Regions from separate parts of the Homo sapiens genome. Here region 2 is linked to region 1. The links are chromatin contacts, found by Hi-C or POLR2A ChIA-PET in ENCODE. All regions are on one chromosome and are shown on one strand. Each heading gives the region's core, a stretch centred on a gene start or an enhancer-like site at or near the end of the contact. The rest is flanking DNA. Distances are from core to core; before and after follow the strand shown.

Region 1 (4,029 bases), core at 767-3,266:
GGACGGGGCTTAGGGACCTGACTTACTTAGGAACATAAATTTTGGGGTTGGAGGAAGCAGCAGTGCTCTACTGCGGCACGACAGACACCCTGTTAAGGCAACACTGGGATCCAGCTCAGGAAAAGCATTACTTTCAAATTGTGCAAGCCAATGCACAGAAAAGTGGTCCTCAAACTTGGGGAACGTAGAATCACTTGGGGAGCTTTAAAAAGGTCCTGATGTCTGGGACCTACTTCCCAGGTTCTGACTGCATTGATCTGAGGTGTGGCTCTTCAAGTAACTGATGTGCAGTCAAGCGCGAGGACCACTGGCACACAATGTTTAAATTCTAAATATATTTTACTTCCTAGTGTATTGCTACTGACAAAACGTAGTTTTCTGGACTCATCAGAATGTTAGGCTCATACCTTCTGGCAATAAATTAAGGTAGTTAAAAGTAACTGCTGAACCTAAAATGAAGGCAGCAGCAATTAGATATAAAAAAATCTTAAGATCAGCCTGCAAATTGTAAACTAGTTTACAAAGCAGGCTATACAATGAGGAATAATTCGAGCTTGTAGAAATCCATGGTTTCCACCAGATACAGGTATTCCGGATCTAGAATTATCTTTCTATTTGCAGGATTTCCGAAGAGACCGTTAAGCATCTACGCGCCCCTTCCTGGATCCCATGCTTCTTGGGGCAGGAAATTTCTTTTGGTCCGTCGCTTTCGTCGTGAAATACACAACTAATTTTCCTTTCATGTTATAAGGCACCATATTTATGATTTTGTTAACTGAAGAAAAAACCCGAGATAAACCATCTTAAGTACTTTTAAAAGTCCAGTGGCTGAATTCGGTGTTTAATCTGATACCCTTCTGGATTCGCTGACACTGGAGAGAATAATTTCCAAGTCTTAGTATAGCCAAAACAAAAAACTACCGTCGCTAAGCTACATCTACCACTGGATTTTAAAATGACAAAACAGCCTGAGAAAAATCACAAGAGCAGCTAACTCGAAGAAAAATCCTTTTTCTTTACTCAGCCGAACCTAAGACCACAGTTACTTCGAAAGCAACTTCTAATAACCGTCTCACATCCTGTCACCAGTTCAATGACAAAATCTCAGTTTTCAGAGCGTGTGCCAAGTCCAGCACAAAAAGCTGACATCGAGGAGCTCCCAACGCTGCTGTCGCCTCCGCTGGCAGCAGCCGCTCCCGGATTAGACTCGCAGGCTGTTAGGGCAGGGCCTTCGCCACGGGCTTCCGCACAGCGGCGTGCAGTCCTCAGCTCGGCCGGCGCGGTCTCCGACGGCGCTGGCTCCGCGTACTTCCCCAGCGGCGAGGGCGCGAGGTCCTCACACGGGCAGCACCTTGGCGAGGCCGGCGCCGCGGCCCAGGCGACCCAGTGCGAGGCGCAGCGCGGTGCCGCCGCCCCAGGGCAGCAGCCCAACCAGCGCGGCCAGCAGCGCGGCCACCTGCGCGCCCGCGCCCAGCACCGTGAGCAGCGTGCTGCGAAGGCCCAGCGCGGCGAACAGCGTGGCGCCCAGCGCTGCCATGTAGAGCAGCGCGGGCCGGGACGGCGCTTCTTCGCAGCGCAGCAGGCGTCCGCACGCCGCGCCGCCCCGCAGCAGCGCGCTTCCCGCCAACGCCAGCGCCGAGCCCAGTGACCAGAGCAGCGCGAACTTGCGCGCGCGCAGCAGCAACACCGGTGCGTAGAGCGCGGCTAGGCCGAAACACAGTGCAGCCAGCAGCAGGCACCCGCCGCCCGCCGCCAGCCGCTGCCCGCGCGTCACGCTCGGGAGGCACGTCAGGCCGGCCGCTGCCGACTCCGCAGGGCTCCGCGCCCACGTCCAGCGCAAGCCCGCGCGGCCCAGCCACTCCTCCGCCGGCCGGTCCCCGGGCTCCTCCGCCTTCTCCGCGGCGAGCAGCGGCTCCGCGGCCGCCGGGCCGCCAGCTTTCCCCTGCGCCAGGTACTCCTGCAGCTGGCGGTGGAGGTCCGCCATCTTGGACAAGGCGGTGGCAGAAAGGAAAAGCTGCGGCTCACTTCCGGCCCTCCGCTGAAGCGGTTCGGTCTTCGGGCGGCAATTGGTCGGCGACGGCGAAAGGGGCAGGGCCTGCGGCGCTCGCGGAAGTGCCGCGGTGCCTGCTCTGCGGACTTTTGTGGTGTCCCCAAGTACCGTGGTCGCAGGTGCTGCCTGTCCGCTTGCAGTCGCCCTCCCAGCGCCTGACCCTCTTCCTTGTTCGGAGTAGGCGCCCTTGCGGTCTGGCTAAGTCCTGCCAGCATTAATAGTTGGAAGGCAGGGGTGGGTGTGGTTCTAAAGGGGCACAAGAAGTGACCCTTTTGCTGACGGAAATGTCTTATGGCCTCACTGCGTCTACCGTGGCGGTGATATTGTGCTAGTTTTGCAACATGGAGGAATGGGTAAAGGGTACACAGAATCTCTCTTGTTTCTTACAACTGAACACAAACAGTGATCTCAAAATAAAAATTTAATTTTTAAAAAAGTTCAGACCTGTGTAACTCAGGTGGGTTTTTTGGGGAAAGTTGCGTTCTGATTAGTTACCTCACTTGTAGTAATAGTGACCATCCTGATCATTTACCATGGGGTTGATAAAGGAAGGGTTGACACCCAGCACCCTCAACCTGCTTCTCTATTCTGTTCTCAGTTTCGGCCACAGGCCTGGCAACATCCTTGACTCCTTCGCGCCCCTTGTCCAAGACTCGGTGCTGCTGTCCCATGTGTTTGGTGTCACTCTCGTGCTCTGGACAGCGCCACGCCCAGGTGTCCTGACTCATCGTCACATCACTGTGACAAGCTGGCTCGCACGCAGGTCAATCCTGATCTGTTCCCAGGCCGCACCCACGTGCCCTGCTGTTTCTCAGAGCCTCCTAGAGGGTGTTTGCTTGTGGTTCCTCTCACAGGTCAGATTCCTCCAGATTCTTCCAGCTGCCTCCACAGCTCCCCTCACCACCTTGGCTTCCCCTGGGTGGCCCTGTGTCCTTTGTCCTCTGCCCTAGGTGGATGTAAGGTTAACGGCTTCCTGCTGTTTGGCTTCTCAGCCTTTCCATCCCCTGTGTGTAACTAATCTCCCCCATTAAGTTCCTTTTAATGCTTTCTGTTTTCTTGGTTGGATCCTGGCAGATGCAATTCTTTTTCAAAATATATTCTGATTTGTTATCTCACTTGATAATAATAGTGACCAGCCTGATCACTTAGCATGGGCTAAACCATTAGGATGGCTACAATCAAAACAAAAAAACAAAAACACACCAGAAAGTTACAAGTGCTGTCAAGGATGTGGAGAAACTAGAAGCCTTGTGCACCGTTGGTGGGAATGTAAAATGCTATATCCGCTGTGGAAAACAGTATGGAAGTTACTATAAAAAAAAAATATATATATATATATATACACACACACACACACAGACACATATAAACGTATATACACACATATTTGTATACAGTTATGTGTGTATGTGTGTATATAATTACAATCCAATCCAGCAGTTCCACTCTGGATATATACCCCAAAGAATTGAAAGCAGGGTCTCAGAGATTTGTATAACTCTTCACAGCAGAACTATTCATGTCAGTCAAGAGATGGAAGCAACCCAAGTGTCCACCAGCAGATCAATAAAATGTGATATATGCATACAACGGACTGTTACGCAGCCTTAAAAAGGAAGGAGATTCTGACACATGCTACGACATGGATGAACCTTGAGGACATTAGGCTGAGGGAAATAAGCCAGTCACAAAAAGGACCAATACTGCATGATTCCACTTCTGTGAGGTACTTAGAGTAGTCAAATACACAGAGCTAGAAAGTGGACTGGGTGCATAAATGCCCATCAGTGATGTTACCTAATCATTTATGCAGCTACCGTATAGAAAAGGCAGGAGTGTGCTGCTCATTTTATAGGTGAGGGAAGCTGAGAAATACCAAGAAGTGAGGTAACCTACTCAAGGTCACCTACAAAACTGACGATAGGGCAGCGTTAGGTTGTGATTCCTGGTTTCTAACCTTGTGGGCTTCCCATTGCAGA
Region 2 (4,029 bases), core at 627-3,126, 330 kb before region 1:
ATATATACATATATATACATACAACTCCATCTCAAAAATATATATTATATATATAAAATATATGTATTCATATATAAATATATATTTTTGAGACAGAGTTTCGCTCTTGTTGCCCAGGCTGGAGTGCAATGGCTTGATCTGGGCTCACAGCAACTTCTGCCTCCCGGGTTCAAGCAATTTTCCTGCCTTAGCCTCCTGAGTAGCTGGGATTACAGGAATTTGCCACCATTCCCGGCTAATTTTGTATCTTTAGTAGAGATGGGGTCTTTCCCATGTTGGTCAGGCTGGTCTCGAACTCCTGACCTCAGGTGATTCGCCTGCCTCGGCCTCCCAAAGTGCTGGGATTACAGGCATGAGCCACGTGCCTGGCATATATATATGTTTAGTGGGGTGTGGTGGCATGCGCCTGCAGTCCTGGCTACTCAGGAGGCTGAGGCAATAAGTTAGTTGAGACAAGGAAGTCGAGGCTGCAATGAGCTGTGATCACGCCACTGGACTTCAGCTTGGGCTGAACTGAGAACCTGTCTCAAAAAAACAAAAAACAAAAAGGATGACATTTGAAACTGTGGAAATACATTAAACCATTTAGGAAGGCAGTATAGCATTAGCGTGTTGGAGCCCTGAAGAATGCTGTATTTATGAGAAAGAGGAGGTATAATGGAGCTTGACATAGGAGTAGAAGCAGGAGACAGCCTGGTTCTAGAGGCCAAGGGAAGACATGAGGAGGAATTACTACTGGTCAGTAAGCTAAACAAGATGAGATCTAAGTGAGGACCGATGGGTTTGAAGTTGAGTAGGTGTTGGCAACTTTTGGGGAGCAGTCTGAGAAGAGTGGCAACTCCAAAAGGGATAAGGACTGCCTAGGCAGAGAGGAGGCTGAAGTCTATCACAGGAGTCACTCTTTAGAAGTTTGAGAATGAAGGCATGAAGGTGGAAAAGGAAAGTGGCTTGAAGAGGAGGAGTATCTGAGACTCATCCCTGGGCTATAGCCAGGAGCTACTCTCTTCTAACCAAGCAGTTGTCTTACACAGCTGTGCATGATAGGAAGAGGGGGGTTTGAGCCCCATTTATTTCCTAACTAATCACAAAACTCCAGGCCTAAATTACCATCTGGTAAGGGAAGAGGGAGACTTAATCTCTTATCAGACACAAATGTGGCCTCAAAAGATATGGCTAAGTCTTCTACAGGTGCATAAACTCCAACCCTGAACCCCAAGCAAAATGACAAAATAAAACTGCCCCCTTCAGCTCCTTTATAATCCGGAAAGCGCGCGCAGGTGCGCCCCGGCCGCCCAGAGCCCTGCGCCCTGCCGGCCTGCTTTCACAGAGCCGCGCCCGCGCTGCGCCTGGCGGCTCCCGCCGCGCGTAGGCTGTGCCGACCGCGGTTCCCGGTGGGGACACCGAGTCCCACTCGCGGCATAGGGAGGCGGGCACCGTCACGACACTGGCCCGGCCCGCGGATCCCTTGGCCGCCGCAGTTGGCCTCCATTACCCTTTCCCGCGCCGCGCCTCCCCGCGGGGAAAATGAAACCCAGTGCCCTCAGGTTAAGGCATAGGGTGGGATCCACTGTCTTCTCACTTAGCCAAGAGAAAAGGCAGAACCGACTTCAGACAGCAAAGGGGTGTGTTGCCCTGGCCGGGTCGCCTGCGGCCCCGCCCCGGCGCTCTCCACCTCCTTCGCGGCCCGCCCTCCTGACTCCGGCGACTACATTTCCCACAGGACGCCGCGGCTCAGAGGGGCGGGCCCGTCCGCTCTCCCGCTCACGACCACCGGCGACTGGCTGACTCGGCAGGGGGCGGGGCCTGCGCCAGCCAATAGACGGGAGGCTCGTTACGGCGGCGGAAGCAGCGGCGCTGGAGTGAGGGGTGGGGGGCAGAGTGCTAGCTCCCCGGCGGTGGCTGCGGGTCCGGAGCCTGGGGACGTCGGCCCCACAGACGGAGAGCGCGCGGGAGCGAGCTCAAGGCGGCGCGGCGGCCACTGGGCGCAGCACCCAGGTAATGGCGGGACGGGCGCCCGGGAGGGAAGGGGAGGAGACGAGGGGGCGGGGCGGCTGAGCCGGGCTGCAGCGTCCGTCCCGTTGCGCGTCCCCGGGGAAGGGCAGAGGATCCTCGTCTCCTGCGGCTCGGACCGCGGCTCTTTCGCGAGCTGGTCACGGCGGTTGGGCCGGCGACAGGGGCTGGGTGTCCTGTGGCGAGGAAGGGAGAGGCACCGGGAGGGGTGGGCTGACCCGGGCGTGGGGGCGTGGCGGACGTGGGCCTTGGCGGGGAAGCAGAGCGGCCGGGGGAGCGCGGGCGGGCGGGCGGGCGGGCGGCCGGCCCAGGGAGTTTGGCTCCTGGAGCAGTTTAAAGTGACTCTCCACATCCGGGCCCTGCGCCCGCCGCTTTCAGACCCTGGCTGAGGCGGGGCCTCCCCGCTCCCCGCCCCCTTCGCCGGGGGCGCCTGTCTTCCTCTGCCATTGGCTCAGCCTCGAGGGGTTTGGGCTGCCCCGGCCAGGCTCGCGCCTGATTGGCTGGCAGTCGGCGGGAGGGTGGGGCGGGCTCTGAACGTGCAGGTCGCTGTGGATTGGTCCTGGGCCTCCACTGACGCGTCGGGCGTGGGGCCAATGGGCGGGCGGGGGAGGCAGGGGCAGGTTCGGGGGAAGAGGACTGCGAGCACAGCGGCGGCCGGGTGGCGGGGGTGAGTGGGGCCAGCGGGGCTGGACAGCAGCGGGCCCCGGGCGCCGCCGCCGCGATCCCTCCCCGCGCCCGCCGAGCACATCGCCGCCGCCGAGATGGGCCCTCCGCGGCACCCCCAGGCCGGCGAGATAGAAGCGGGCGGTGCGGGCGGCGGGCGGCGGCTACAGGTAAAGAGGCACAGTGCTCGTCTTGTGGTCGGGTCCCCAGATCGCCCGTCCGCACCCCCACCCCGGAGACGGGGGTCTCACACTCCGAGGTGTCTGGAAACCGGCGTCCTCCGGTCTCAGCGGGGGCTTCGCGGTGGGGTGGGGTTGCGGGCGAATCGGGAGATCGCTTGGCTCCTGAGGGAAAAGTGGGGGGCGATTTTAGGGAAGATGGAGAAGGTGTAGGGTCCTCTGGCTCTGTGAGGGGATCTGTGGAAGAGAAGGAAAAGGAAATCCGTAAATGGAGGCCTTTGCCGAAAAGCATTGGAGAATTCCTTTTGCATCGGGTCTGGATGTAAGATATCGGATCTTTTCTTAGGGCTGGATATCTTCCTCCGAATGTTCCTATGACATACTAATCACAGTTCTGTTCACCTTGGTGTGAGATTTGAGTGTTTCAAAGAGACATGCCATTTTCCATAAAACTTTACACAGAGAAATACACATGCATTGTGGTAATACCTGTCATGTGACTCTTGTACAGGATTCAATGGTGATTTTTTTAGCATAGCAATCCACAAGTATTTATGGAGGGTCATAGTACCCGCCAGCTCCGTATAAACAATATTTGTAGAAAACTTAGGTAGTTTAGATAATGTCTGCATTTATATTGATCCCAAGTTATTGTTTTTAAATAAATGATGCAGCATTTGCTTTTCCAAGGGACTATCTCATAGGTACTAAAGATGCTTTAATTTCTCAGTATTGATTCAGATCTCAGAATCTAGTAATAACCATATAACTGTATGTACTACAGGTGGAAATGAGTTCTCAACAGTTTCCTCGGTTAGGAGCCCCTTCTACCGGGCTGAGCCAGGCCCCTTCTCAGATTGCAAACAGTGGTTCTGCTGGATTGATAAACCCAGCTGCTACAGGTGAGATATGTAATATTCTAATATATTTTTTCCTACTTTAAGAATATTACCAGTTTTCTAACTTAAAAATTAGCAGATTCTTCTAGGATTTTAGTAAATTCTTGTTTCTTGAATTTGAAGAAAGGGTATATTACTATTCTAATTTAAACAAGGCTTTTTTTCCTTCCTGTTTTAACCACTTCATTCACATAGAGTACACATGCAACTTATAGCAAAGCGTGCCTGTAAGAACTGTTTTTGAAATGCATTAATATATTCTTGTTTAATTAATGTCC

The links. Hi-C counts contacts between places; a loop is a spot of excess contacts on that map. ChIA-PET counts read pairs that join two places held with the same protein, here RNA polymerase II (POLR2A). Pooled maps may share reads with other maps.
Region 2: a loop to region 1 is called in a map of CD8-positive, alpha-beta T cell, with 14 times the contacts of the local background. The contact joins the promoter of SAP130 here to the promoter of SFT2D3 in region 1. A Hi-C loop is called at or near these places in 15 of 168 maps with a recorded cell type or tissue (B cell, CD4-positive, alpha-beta T cell, CD4-positive, alpha-beta memory T cell and 9 more), 32 of 37 single-sample maps with no recorded cell type and 27 of 50 pooled maps. POLR2A ChIA-PET finds 5 or more read pairs at or near these places in 8 of 52 experiments (CD4-positive, alpha-beta T cell, CD4-positive, alpha-beta memory T cell, OCI-LY7 and 4 more).

The regions. Positions count from the first base shown.
Region 1 is chr2:127,699,484-127,703,512 of GRCh38, reverse strand. It overlaps SFT2D3 (SFT2 domain containing 3), which reads right to left and starts at 2,016. Exons shown (of 1, transcript NM_032740.4): 1 at 1-2,016. The coding sequence starts at 1,984. The coding sequence ends at 1,337. It overlaps WDR33 (WD repeat domain 33), which reads left to right. Exons shown (of 22, transcript NM_018383.5): 22 at 1-2,486. RefSeq lists a silencer at 1,258-1,937 and enhancers at 2,257-2,778, 2,698-3,067, 2,779-3,300, 2,295-3,494.
Region 2 is chr2:128,025,906-128,029,934 of GRCh38, reverse strand. It overlaps SAP130 (Sin3A associated protein 130), which reads left to right and starts at 1,876. Exons shown (of 21, transcript NM_001330301.2): 1 at 1,876-1,995; 2 at 3,637-3,754. The coding sequence starts at 3,643. RefSeq lists silencers at 1,189-1,338, 1,589-2,108, 2,209-2,548, 2,609-2,898.